Linked DNA regions of Homo sapiens: region 2 is linked to region 1. The links are chromatin contacts, found by Hi-C in ENCODE. All regions are on one chromosome and are shown on one strand. Each heading gives the region's core, a stretch centred on a gene start or an enhancer-like site at or near the end of the contact. The rest is flanking DNA. Distances are from core to core; before and after follow the strand shown.

The links. Hi-C counts contacts between places; a loop is a spot of excess contacts on that map. Pooled maps may share reads with other maps.
Region 2: a pooled map shows a loop between it and region 1 (3-fold over the local background). The contact joins the promoter of LRRC36 here to the enhancer-like site in region 1. A Hi-C loop is called at or near these places in 2 of 37 single-sample maps with no recorded cell type and 5 of 50 pooled maps.

Annotation. Positions count from the first base shown.
Region 1 is chr16:66,521,857-66,528,541 of GRCh38, reverse strand. The region is part of intron 6 of TK2 (thymidine kinase 2); the gene reads left to right. Among named protein-coding and RNA genes, the nearest start is that of TK2, 25 kb to the left of the region's middle. RefSeq lists enhancers at 4,181-4,310, 4,531-4,640, 6,040-6,109. Within about 2 kb of position 3,586, at least 21 of the 41 ENCODE cell types and tissues checked have a DNase peak (open chromatin) inside an H3K27ac peak, as active enhancers do.
Region 2 is chr16:67,322,609-67,329,293 of GRCh38, reverse strand. It overlaps LRRC36 (leucine rich repeat containing 36), which reads right to left and starts at 2,479. Exons shown (of 14, transcript NM_018296.6): 1 at 2,362-2,479. The coding sequence starts at 2,431. KCTD19 (potassium channel tetramerization domain containing 19) reads left to right here and starts at 2,553. Exons shown (of 16, transcript NM_001100915.3): 1 at 2,553-2,589. The coding sequence starts at 2,587. RefSeq lists a silencer at 2,437-2,586 and an enhancer at 4,342-4,421.

The DNA of each region.
Region 1 (6,685 bases), core at 2,337-4,836:
AAAGCAGATCACATGGTCACATGAGCCCAGGGTGGAAAGGTGGGAGGGTCCAGTGAGTTACACAGCATGGTACAAGGCTAAAGGGAAGGGTGGAGAGTTGGGCGAGTCAGACGCACAGTGTGCGTCGCATTTGTTGTGTTTTTCACTAAAAGCTTCCCTCATGAGAGCAGACTCTGTGATGTATACCTAGTTAGGGGCTTCTGGTGGCCTGTCAGTGCCAAGGGCTCAGGCATGGGGCCCTCCATCCCTGTGCTCAGAGACTGCCGATTTCTAGGGGTCTTGGAAATGGGTTGCAGACCCCACCTGTCCCTGCCGCGAGCTTGGGATACTGCTGTCCTTCCCTCGCAGAGCTGTTCGGATGTCAACGCTGGAGGCCCTTCCTCCCACTCTCATCTGCAGCTGTCTTCCTAAATGCCACCCTGTCTCCCAGCCCTCCCCGACCACGCTGTCTAGATAGGGCAAGCTCCTTGTTAGTCTTTGTTTCGTTTTTGGTTTTGGTTTTTGTTTTTTGAGGCAGGGTCTGGCTCTATCACCCAAGCTGGAGTACGGGGGCACGATCTCAGCTCACTGCAACCTCCGTCTCTCAGGCTCAAGCCATCGTCCTGCCTCAGCCTCCCGAGTAGCTGGGACTACAGGCACACACCACCACACCTGGCTATTTTTTTTGTATTTTTAGTAGAGGCAGGATTTCGTCATATTGCCCAGGTTGGTCTTGAACTCCTGGGCTCAAGTGATCCTCCTGCCTTGGCCTCCCAAAGTGCTGGGATTATAGGTGTGAGCCACTGTGCCTGGTCCCCTTGTTATTCTTAAGGACTACTTTCTGTTAGTTTTCTTTGTAGTATTTAAGGCAATCATATGAAATTGTTTAACCAATTATGACCTACAAAAATGGCAGTTTTGTGTGGTTCAACTTAGTATGTGTCTAATTGTTTATTGCCACCCACCCCCCCGGACCATAAGCTCCTAAGGGCAGGCACCAAGTTTGTTGTCCTTGCCTAGGGTGGACCCAGCACAGAGCAGGCTCCTCGTTGATACCTGTTAGCTATTGTTGGATGAGGGGACCTGTGGCTGTGCTTTGGTCTCCAGCCCAACTTGTTCCCCAGGCTCTGGTCCCCCACTGTTTTGCACCTTTCATTTGAGGGGCCACTAAAAAGGCTTCTCCTAGGAGCCCTGAGCTGCCATGGATCATGCCTTTGAGCCTGTGTCACCCCCCAAAATGAGAGCCTCTGCCCCAAATCCACCCAGAGCATCAGAGCAATGCTGTGGGCTCAGGGGCTGGCAGCCAAGGTGAGTCCTGGCCGTGGCTTTGCCCCCTGGCCTCAGACTTTTCTTGTGGGCTGCAGCTTGCCCTCTGAGCAGGTGGCATTCCTGACCTTACGGCCCCATTTTCACCTGACAACCTGGGTTTCCAGGTGTCCACTGCTAGGTTTATCCAGCCCTCTGCGGTCCTCAGCTCCTGCTCCTTAGCACCTCAGCCAGAGGGAGGACAGGCAGGACAGAGGAGAGCGAGAGCAGAAGGGAGCCTCTGTTATGTTTGTGTACTGCTCTGATTAGAACTGTAACCCGAGGCGGAGGTTGCAATGAGCCGAGATTGCGCCACTGCACTCCAGCCTGGGCAACAGAGCGAGACTCCGTCTCAAAAAAAGAACTGTAGCCTGAGGAACAGATCTTGGCAGTGGGGTGGGATTACCTATGAACCTCGCAGAGTGGGGCTGTGTCTGTCTTTTAATCACATTCAGCTTGGCCTGTTCTGTGTGGGGTCAGTGGCTCTTGTTGCTTTTTTTATTTTTGAGATGGGCTTGTGCTCTGTCACCCAGACTGTAGTGCAGTGCCATGATCATGGCTCACTGCGGCCTCGATGTCCTGGGCTCAAGAGATCCTCCTACCTCAGCCTCCTGAATAGCTGGACCTACAGCACATGTCACCACTTCTGGCTAATTTATTTCTTATTTTTTGTAGAGACAGGGTCTCCCTGTGTTGCCCAGGCTGGTCTCAAACTCCTGGGCTCAAGCGATCCTCCTGCCTCAGCTTCCCAAAGTACTGGGATTACAGGCATGAGCCTGATTACAGCTCTGCTCGGCCTCGTGGCTCTTTTTGAAGCAAGTAATCTGGAATGGAATGACCAGAGGTTAAGGGGAGAGGATAGAGTGTGGCATTTGGTGGGCCTGGGTTCTATCCTGGCTCTGAAGTTTGCTCTGTTTGTGAGCAAGACCAAGTTTCTAAATTTCTCTGAGCCCATCTCTCATCTCTGATTCCTCTTGTCCATCTCTGAAGAGCCTTTGGACCTGCCACCTCCTTCGTGTCTTAGGACCCTTTTGTGGGTCCTTGCCCACCTTGGTCTTTATTAAATTTGTGAGTTCCCCAATCCTACCCCCAAACCTGTAGGCCACCCAGCGCTAGGTAGATTTCCCCAGGAGCCATTTGTCTTTGTTTGGCCGGTCACAGTTCCTGCTGATGGCCATGGGCTTTGGTAACTCACGCCCATGGTCCTGCATCACCACATTTCTGATGCGTCAGTTCTGTATCTCCCAATCTCTGTGGTTACGGCATTGGTCTAGATGACATGGGCCTTGCCTGGAGCTGTTCTGTGGGTAGTTTAGGAAGAGAATGTAGCTTTTAATTTTTTTAGCTCTTTTCCTGTCCTGATGACTTTATATTTATGTCTCTCCCTGGCCCTCCCAGAATGCATGGCCTCTGTGGTTAGGATTTCTGTGGGACAATGAACCACAGAAGAAACTTACAGTGTCCTTTCTGTTCTTGGGATCTAATTGTTTTAAGTTCATATGGCTTTCGGGGGGCTCAGATTCCCCTGAAGACCTTGTTGGGGCCTTGAGATCCATCACTGGGATCTCTTGAAGCCAAAGGCTCTCAGTGGGCATGTGGCCTCGGGCACTCCAGAGGCTACTGGGAGCACTGTGGCTGCCTGGAGGGCCAGGCTATCTACCATGGTCTCCAGAGAGATGAGAAAAGGCGGTGTTCCTCAGACCCTTTCATCGGATTCCTCTGAAGGCAGAGGAAAGCTCCCCACAGCACTGCTTCCTCATCCTCCCAGACCCTGTGGTCCAAAGCAGCCACCTGCCAACAACCCAGAAGTTTCTTGGAGTCTCCTATTTTAACCTAGAATTCATTGGGATTTTGCATTTTCCTCCATAATATGTTCTTAAGTTTGTATCTAAAAATAATAATTTACATAACTTATCATTGAGGACAATGGATGTTCCTGTATTAAACACCATGCTTTGCATGTGGCTTGGAGTTCCCACTCCCTCAGCCACATACCCCAGAGTCCCTAAGTCCAGGAGGCAGAGAACCAAGGGGTAGCGGCATTCAAAACACCTTCCCAGGGCAAGTGATTCACTTGTGAACTGCACCTGCTTATGTGTTCCCTGGAAACGGGGGCATCTGCTCTCATGGTTAAGGAACAGGGCAGGGACCCATGGACAGGAGCTGCATTTACTGTCTGGTTGTTGACCCTATTGGGCAGATAAGGAACTGAGAAAGGATTACAAAGCCAGTGCTCCTTCCTGATCGGGCAGGAACTAACCACAGGAGGGGAAGGTGTTCCGAACCCTGCTGTGTGGGGGCAAGCAGCAAATGAGGAAGTGGCAGGAGGCATCTAGATTTCTCTCATCAAGGCCAAAGGCTTCAGGGCCCACTGGGTTCCCCAAAGCTGAGAATCCTGAGGTACTAGCCCAAGGGGGAGACTCTGCCTCTTTCCAGACAGGCTTTACCCTAAGCTTCTCCCACAACCACCTGTGCATCTTGTTTACAGGCAGATTCCACTTCAGTAGCACTGAGGTGGGGCCTGAGAGGCCACATTTCTAGCAGGTGCCCAGGTGGGACCATACTCCTACTGGTCGGGGATCACACTTTGAGGAATACGGGCCTCAGAAGAAGGTGGCAGGGCCGGGTGTAGTGGCTTATACTTGTAATCCCAGCACTTTGGGAGGCAGAAGGGGAAGGATCACTTGAAGCCAGGAGTTCGAGACCAGCCTGGGCAACAAAGTAAGACTCCCATCTCTACAAAAAATTTAAAAAATTAGCTGGGCCTGGTGGTGCACATCTGTAGTCCCAGCTACTTAGGAGGCTGAGGCAGGAGGATTACTTGAGCCCAGGAGGTCAGGGCTGCAGTGAGCTATGAGCATACCACTGCACTCCAGCCCAAGTGACACAGTGGGACTTTGTCTCAAAAAATAAAAATAAAAAAAGCTGGTAGCCAGGTGGTCCACAGGGCGCCCTCCATCCCAATGCCACGACCCTTTTCCCCTGGAGTTCTGACGGTAAGGTGGGCTTCCTTGGGGCTTCACTGGACCTTTGGGGGTCATAAGAACAAGAGCCTCGGCCTGAGGGTTGTCTTTGGGACCATGGTGAAAAGTTCTGCGCAGTGCAGGATTTCCTGTTTCCTGCACCTGGCCTGTGGTTTCTTAATTTCACATTTGTTGCTTCATATTTGGGTTGCTGGGGGCTGTGTTGTGTTATCTTTGTTTTTAAGGTTTCTGGACTTATTCCTAGGCCAAGAATCAGGCAGCCATAGGGCAAAGTAAAAAGTATTTTTAGCCAGAGCCACAGAAGGGATAAAGGGAAGGAAGACTAGAGCTTGGCCACTCTCCGGACAACTCCAGCTGCCCTCGATGGAGCGGTCATCCACAACGAAGTATTACTGAGAAAGTAGATGTGGGGTTTTTTTGTTTTTTGTTTTTTGTTTTTTTGATTTTGAGACAGAATCTTGCTCTGTTGCTCAGGCTGGATCACTCAGGCGATCTCAGCTCACTGCAACCTCTGCTTCCCAGATTCAAGCAATTCTCCTGCCTCAGCCTCCCGAGTAGCTGGGATTACAGGCGCCCACCACCACGCCTGGCTCATTTTTGTATTTTTAGTAGAGACAGGGTTTTACCATGTTGGCCAGGCCGGTCTCGAACTCCTGACCTCAAGTGATCTGCCTGCCTCAGCCTCCCAAAGTGTTGGGATTATAGGCGTGAGCCACCATGCCTGGCCAAAGTAGATGTTTTTAGAGGTTTCGGCTCCTTCAAAATGCAGATTACTGTCATTGTCACTACCTATGCAAAATGTAGCATAGAACTGACTTTGGCTGGGTCCTTTGCCCATACCTAGAATAAGGTGTCTTGGTTCCCACCTGCAGGGAGTTCAGCCAGGTACTGGGAACCACACGGTGGCATGTGGGGCGTCAGCTCCTGCCTGGGAGCTCGTGTTTCCTCATTTCCTGGGATGCTCTAGGAAAAGGCTTCCCAAAATGCCATGATGGGGAGCCCTTCACAAGGTGGGAGGGCACATTACCATTGCCCCTTCAGTGCTTGGGTTGATCTTTTTCTCCCTCTCAGAAGCTCTTGCAACCTTGGTTCAGGATCTGTGGGGGCCTAGACAGAAGGCTATATGGCAGGCTCAGGTCCCCAGAAAAGCCCACATATTGGAATCCTGCATCTCCTCGAAGTAAAATTTCTTGAAGGGTGTTCTTGCTCTTTGGGCTGTGAACAAATGAAGAGCTCGCCAGGGAAAAGACCCACCTCTTCTGGCACTGTCTACCCTGGCGAGGTTGGGGTGTGCAGAATGTAACTGCAGTTATGCCACCAGGGATTCGAGAGGGCTGTGTTAATTGCTGGAGAGGAAGATTCCAGTTACACAGTATCCTTAAAGACGGGAACTTCTTTTTCTTTTTTTTGAGACGGAGTTTTGCTGTTATTGCCCAGGCTGGAGTGCAGTGGTGCAATCTCGGCTCACTGCAGCCTCCACCTCCCGGGTTCAAGCGATTCTCCTGCCTCAGCCTCCCGAGTAGCTGGGATTAGTCATGTGCCACAACGCCCGGCTAATTTTGTATTTTTAGTATAGATGGGGTTTCTCCATGGTGGTCAGGCTAGTCTCGAACTCCCGACCTCAGGTGATCTGCCTGCCTCAGCCTGCCAAAGTGCTGGGATTACAGGCGTTAGCCATTGCGTCTGGCCAAAGACAGGAACGTGTAAGGGGCAGGCAGCTGGCTGGCATGAAAAGCTGAAGGTGGTGAGCAAGATTCATGTAGCTAAAGAGGCCACACAGGTGACTGTGTGGGCCGAGTAATGGGAAGCAAAGGTTTTACAAGATTGCCTGGTCGTCCTTTTCTAAGAACAGAAGTGAGGGCGTGGAGTGGGACCCAGCTCGGGAAGTGGCATGCTGACTCACCTGTGGCTTGTGGTTGGGGACACTGAGTAAGACCTGGTGTTTGGAACCACAGGCTGGGCCTCCTCCCCTGCTGATTGGCCCAGGGGCTTAAGTTCTTCCCAGCTCCTGTCTAGACTGAAACCTCCTGGTGTGGGTCATGCGCCTAAGAGCTGTGGCCTTCCTGGAGCTCAGGCTAGAGAGACACTGGACTTGATCCGAGTCAGCTGACAGACTGGGGTGGGCGGGTGGTGCAATGGAGAGCATTTGGGTTTGGGGGTAGGGAGAGCCAGGCTTGGACCCCTGCTCAGACAGAGTTGGCCTTCACTTCTCTGATCCTCAGGTTTCTTCTATAAACTGGGACTGAAGCCAGCCTCACAAGGTCTTGTGAAAACAAAAGGAAATAACGTATACAAGGGAGCTCTTCCATTCCATTCCGCACAGACTGGGGGGCTCTCTTGGCCTCAGGGAAGGATGCAAGAAATTGTACTGATGTAACAGCAGGATTCATGTGGATCAAGACCTTGGTTTTGCCCCC
Region 2 (6,685 bases), core at 1,230-3,729, 800 kb before region 1:
CCAAAAAAAGAAATTACTGTTAAATTTTTTAGGTTGCATATGTGACTTTTTTTTAAAGTAATCTTAGCTTTTAAAAATACATACTGGCCAGGTGCTGTGGCTTGCACTTATAATCCCAACTCTTAGGGAGGCTGAGGTGGGTGGATCACTTGAGGTCAGGAGTTCAAGACCAGCTTGGCCAACATGGCAAAACCCTGTCACTACTGAAAATACAAAATTAGCCGGGCGTGGTGGCGGGTGCCTGTAGTCCCAGCTACTTGGGAGGCTGAGGCAGAAGAATCGCTTGAAATGCGGAGGTGGAGATTACAGTGAGCCGAGATCACGCCACTGCCCTAGAGCCTGGGTGACAGAGCAAAACTCTATCTGAAAAATAATAAAAACAATAAATAAATAAAATACTACTGAAATATTTATGGAGGAAATCACATACTTGGAATTTGCTTCAAAATAGTCAGTGTAGGGGGTTGGAGGTGGGTGGAGGATAGGTGAGGTATACGTGAAAGAAGCTTGGCCATGAATTGATGATAACTGTTGAGGTAGGCTAATAGAGTTCATTATTCTGTTATCTCTACTCTTGTATATATTTGAAAATTGCCATAATATAAAATTATAAAATAAGTGATAAATGCTTATATATGTAGAGAATATTTCTGGAAAACTATCCAAGATACTGGTAACAGTAATTGCCTTTAGGAAGGGGAACTAGGCCTATGAGACGGGGATGGGGGAGTAAAGACTTTCTTCTCACTGTACAATTTTTATTTTATTTATTTATTTTTTCGAGACGGAGTCTCACTCTGTCACCCAGGCTGGAGTGCAGTGGCGCGATCTCGGCTCACTGCAAGCTCCGCCTCCTGGGTTCACGCCATTCTCCTGCCTCAGCCTCCCGAGTAGCTGGGACTACAGGCGCCCGCCACCATGCTCCGCTAATTTTTTTTGTATTTTTAGTAGAGACGGGGTTTCACTGTGTTAGCCAGGATGGTCTCGATCTCCTGACTCGTGATCCGCCCGCCTCGGCCTCCCAGAGTGCTGGGATTACAGTCGTGAGCCACCGCGCCTGGCCCTCACTGTACAATTATTATATTACCCACAGAATAAATTAATTGAATTATTTTAACAGTCAAAATGAGTAAATATTACATATTTCCCCCCTCTACCAAATTAATCATTAGACTACCGACATGCTCTAGTATATCCTTCCTGTTCTGTTCTTGACTGCACATCATACGCTTCAGCTACCATCTATTTCTGCAGTCTCTTTTACAGCTAAAATTTTCAGCAAAAGTTCTTACTTTCACTGTCTCTTCCCCTCAAATATCATTTCCCTTTTTCATCCCACTCCAATCTGGTTTCCCTCCTCCCCACCCTCCCAAAACTCCCTCTGTCAAGGTCACCAGTAAGTTCCATGTTGCTAAATCTAACAGACACTCTGCATTTAAGTTGCTCAGCCTGTCAATAGCATTTGGCACAGTTGGCCATTGCTTGCTCGATACACTACCCCTTCTCAAATTCCAAGATACCACATTCTTCCTCTATACAACCTCTAAACACTGAAATATTCCAAGGTTGAGTCTTAAGCTTTCTTTCACTTCTCCATCGACATTCTCTCCTTAGCTGAGTTCATCCACTCCCGTAGCTTTAAATACCACCTATTGCTAATGTCTCCAAAATTTTCATCTCTAACCCTGACCTCTCCTCTGAGGTCCAGACCCATATATCCAACTGCCTACTAGGTACCTTACACTTGGATGTCTAATAGACATTTTATTATTTATTTATTTTATTTATTATTATTATTTTTGAGATGGAGTCTCGCTCTGTCGCCCAGGCTGCAGTGCAGTGGTGCGATCTCGGCTAACTGCAACCTCCGCCTCCCGGGTTCAAGCGATTCTCCTGCCTCAGCCTCCCGAGTAGCTGGGATTATAGACTTGAACCACCACGCCGGGCTAATTTTTGTATTTTAGTAGAGACGGGGTTTCACCATGTTGGCCACGCTCAGGTGATCCACCCGCCTCCGCCTCCCAAAGTGCTGGGATTACAGCGGTCAGCCACCGCCCCCCGCAGTTCTGTCACCTGCGGCAGGGTCCCCTGTTAACCTTGTTTCTCCTTCCCTACTTCACACTCCCCTCTTCTCTCTCAATTCCTCGGGCTCTGCCCCACACCCTCCCGTTACTTCAGTTCCTCCACCTCCACCTCCCTCTAACCTTCTGCCTCAAGTTATCCCCCCGCCCCCCAGCCTCAGGTACCGCTTCTCTGTGGTTCCCTCGCCTCTATCTCAGGTTCCCCGCCTTCCACTTCAGTTTTCTTTCCACAGCTTCTGACCCTACGTTCCCAGTCCACACCCTCCCGGCCAGACCCTACCCGGCTGCTCCAGCGTCAGCGCCCCCAGGCGGCGAATGCCTTCCTCGTCCAGCTCCCATTGCTCCGCCATCCCCGCCCGCCGCTCACCTGCCACCGCCCGCGAGACCACCCGGCGCACGCCAGGCCCCGCCCACTGCCCCGCCCCCCGCGCGCGCGCCGCCGCGACCCCGGGAACCGTTATTGGCCGGGTCACAAGCCCGCCCGCCCGCTGCTGGAGCCGCGACCATGGTACGGAGCCCGCTCTGGCGGGGGCGCCAAAAGCACCAAAGCGGCGAATGGGGGCCGCTGTGGCCAAGGATTGGGGCTAAGTGGTTCGAGACCTGGCTCTGGGGCATGGGAGAGAGCGAGGGGCCCCCAGCCGGGAAGGATTTGGGGGGCTGGCTCTGAGGAGTTAGAATAACGCTCTGTCTTGAGGGATGAAGTGTTCTGGCTCTGAGGATGTGGGGGACTCCGGTTCTGAGGGCTGGGCGTGTGCCCCTTTGACGGGGTGGTCTTCATATCTCAGCGCTGGGGGATGCTGACTTTGGGGCAAGGCGAGGGTGTGTGTGAAGGGGAGATCCAAATCTGAAGGATTGGAGCGTGGGGACAGAACTCTAAGGCATGATGGGGAGCTCCAGATCTGAAAGGTTGGGAATCCTGGCTCTGAGGAGTTGGGGTCCTGTCTTTAGAGCATGAGGAAGTTCTAGCTCTAGAAATTGACTTGGACGGGCTGGGCGCGGTGTCTCACGCCTGTAATCCCAGCACTTTGGGAGCCCGAGGTGGGCGGATCACCTGAGGTCAAGAGTTCAAGACCAGCCTGGCCAACATGGTGAAACCCCATCTCTACTAAAAATACAAAAATTAGCCGGGTGTGGTGGCACGGCCTGTAGTCCCAGCTACTCGGGAGGCTGAGGCAGGAGAATCGCTTGAACCCGGGAGGTGGAGGTTGCAGTGAACCGAGATTGCACCACTGCACTCCAGCCTGGGCGACCTGAGTGACAGAGCCAGACCTTGTCTCAAAAAAAAAAAAAAAAAAAAGGTAAGAAATTTACTTGGACGGAGCTTCTTCGGGGGAGAAGGATCAGCGTGGGAAAGAGAGAAGCTCTTTGTAATGGGGTGGGGATGACTGCTTTAGGGCTACCCCGTTTCCTGAAGTCAGTCCGGCAAGAAGCCTTTTGTCTTTCAAGCACCACAGGTTCCCCTAAGCTTGCCTGTGACTGAGGGCTGTCGCCAGGCTGCGATAGCTCTGCACTAACCAGCCCCTGAGTAGTCTTTGGGAAAGAACAGCCGCATCCCTAACCCCTACCCTCACTCCAGCAGGCACTTAAGAGCCCACCTGTGGATGGGACATGTATGTAAGAAGGAGCCAGGACCCTCTTGTCACACCCTATCCTTAACAAGAAAAGAGGGTGGGCTGGGCGTGGTGGCTCACGTCTGTAATCCCAGCACTTTGGGAGGCCGAAGCATGTGGATCACGAGGTCAGGAGATCGAGACCATCCTGGCTAACACAGTGAAACCCCATCTCTACTAAAAATACAAAAATAAAACAAAATAAAATAAAATAAAATAAAATAAAGCCGGGCGTGGTGGCGGGCGCCTGTAGTCCCAGCTACTTGAGGAGGCTGGAGGCTGAGGCAGGAGAATGGCGTAAACCCGGGAGGTGGAGCTTGCAGTGAGCCAAAATCGTGCCACTGCACTCCAGCCTGGGCTAGAGAGCGAGACTCCGTCTCAAAAAAAAAAAAAAAGAAAAAAAGAAAAAAAGAAAAAAAAGAAAGAAAGAAAAGAGGAACTGAGACCAGAACTGGGGCTCACCTTCGAGAAGTAGGTTTTCTTTGGCATCCAACATCTGCACACTCTGAGCACCCCCATTGAGCTCTCAGCCACCTTTAAGGAGAACAGAAAGCAGAATCAAGGGTCCTTCCTTGCATATTTATGCTTTCTGGTCTATGTGAGACCCTTAGTCACTCCATTTGTTACATTCAGCCTTTGCCTGAACATGAACTTGTAGAAAGGCTTTTAGAAGGGCTGGGACTTAGAATTCTAGGTTAGCTCATTAGATTGACTTTTCTGGCTCTGCTTCTGTCAGTTATGCAATCATTTCACAATTTGTCATATTTCTCTTATTACCCCCTTTAACTCTTCTAGTCTCAAATGTGGCATATATAATTGCTCTTCTTTATGTCTGAATATTGCTGTGGGAGAGATGGACCCCATCCCATTCTTTCTTGCATGCATTTATTTTCCTTCCTCAGCTGTCAGAATGGGAAATGCAGGTTCTTTCTGGAGCAGGGAGCTTTTCCTTTCTTAAGTAATCACCTCTTACTTTAACACTGTTTTTCCCCCACGAACGTCTTAATGCAATTTTATAAACACAGAAAGATTGAAAGAATTGTACAGTGAGCACCATATATCCACCACCTGCATTCTACAATCAACATTTTGCTCATATTTGTTTTATCACATGTCCATCTAGCAATCCTATCTGTCCATCAATCTGTCTTTTTTAAATTCATCTCAAAATAAATTGCAGATATCAGTACATTGCAGTCCAATCACTTCAGCCTGCATAATTTTTAATTAGAATTCGATATTGTTTTATGGTTCTTTTTAGGTAAAATTCTATATACTATTTACTACCCTTTAAAAAATATTTTTACAAGGGTAGTGCCCTTTATTTTAAAATTTGATATGGATGGTTTGTATGTTTGATGGCTCTCTACTTTTCCATCGTATTGATAAACTAGGTCATCTTGAAACAAAGAAGACAATTCACTTATAAATAGATGACCTTAAACTTTTTTTTCAACAACCTCTTGTCCAACAGATGTACAGATGACCTTAAACTTTTTTTTCAACAACCTCTTGTCCAACAGATATACAGATGACCTTAAACTTTTAACAATGAGCTGAGGAAGGTTAGTGATCTTTGCTGCCTTTGTATATATGAAAAGGTATCTATAGCATTCATCCTCCAGTAATGTAATGTCTCTGCAGGTAAGATCCCAAGAGAGTTCTGCATGCGCTCCATGGAATGGACAGTACCTCATCTTTTTTTTTTTTTGTAGATCTATTGAGATATAATTCACATACCATACAATTCACACATTTTAATGTGTACAATTCAGTGAGTTTTAGTATGTTCAGAGTTGTGCAACTATCATCACAATCAATTTTAGAACATTTTCACCATCCCCAAAAGAAATCCCATACTCATTAGTAGTCACACCCCATCTCCCCATAGCCTCTCCAGCCCTAGGCAACCACTAATCTATTTTCTATCTCTAGAAATTTGCCTTGTCCACACATTGCATGTGGATGGAATCATATGTGATTTTTTGTTTGGCTTCTTTCCCTTGGCATAATGTTTCGAATTTCATCCATGTTGTTATCATGTATCAGTACTTCATTCCTTTTTATTTTTTATTTTTTTAGAGACGTGCCTCACTCTGACGCCCAGGCTGGAGTGCAATGGCACGATCACAGCTCACTGCAGCCTCAAACTCCTGGGCTCAAGTGAATCTCCTGCCTCAGCCTTCCAAAGTGCTGGGATTACAAGCACAAGCCACCATGTTCATCCCATTCCTTCGTATTGACAAACAATATTCCATTGTGTGGATATACTACATTTTGTTTACTCATCTGTCAGTTGATGGACATTAGGTTTATTCCAACCTTTTGGCTATTATGTTCTATGAACATTAGTCTAGAAATTTTGGTGTGGACATATGTCTTTATTTGTCTTAAGTGTACACCTAGGAGTGGAATTGCTGGCTCATAGTAGAATAACTCCATGCTTTACATTTTCAGGACCCACCAAACTGTTTTCCAAAGTGCCTGCACCATTTTACACCTCCACCAGCAGTGCATGGGGGTTCTGGTTTCTTTGTCGACACTTGTTATTACCTATTGTTTTCATTGTAGCCATACTAATGGGTGTGAAGTAGTATTCTGTTGTGGGTTTTGATTTGCATTTCTCTGATGACTAAGGATGTTGAGCATCTTTTTTCGTTCTGTTGGTCATTTGTATATATTCTTTGGAGAGATGTCTATTTAGATGCTTTGCCAATTTTTAAATTTGGTTGTCTTTTTGTTATTGAGTTTAAGAGTTCTTTATATATTCTAAAAACAAGTTCTTTATCAGACAAATGATTTGCAAATATTTTGTTCCATTCTGTGAGTTATCTTTTCACCTTCTTGATGGTGCCCTCTAAAGCACAAATGTTTTTAAATTTTGATTAAGTTCCATTTATCTATTTTTTTGGTCACTTTTGCTTTTAGTGTCACATCTAAGAAAGTTTTGCCTACTCCAAAGTCATGAAGATTTTCTATTTTCTTCTAAAGATT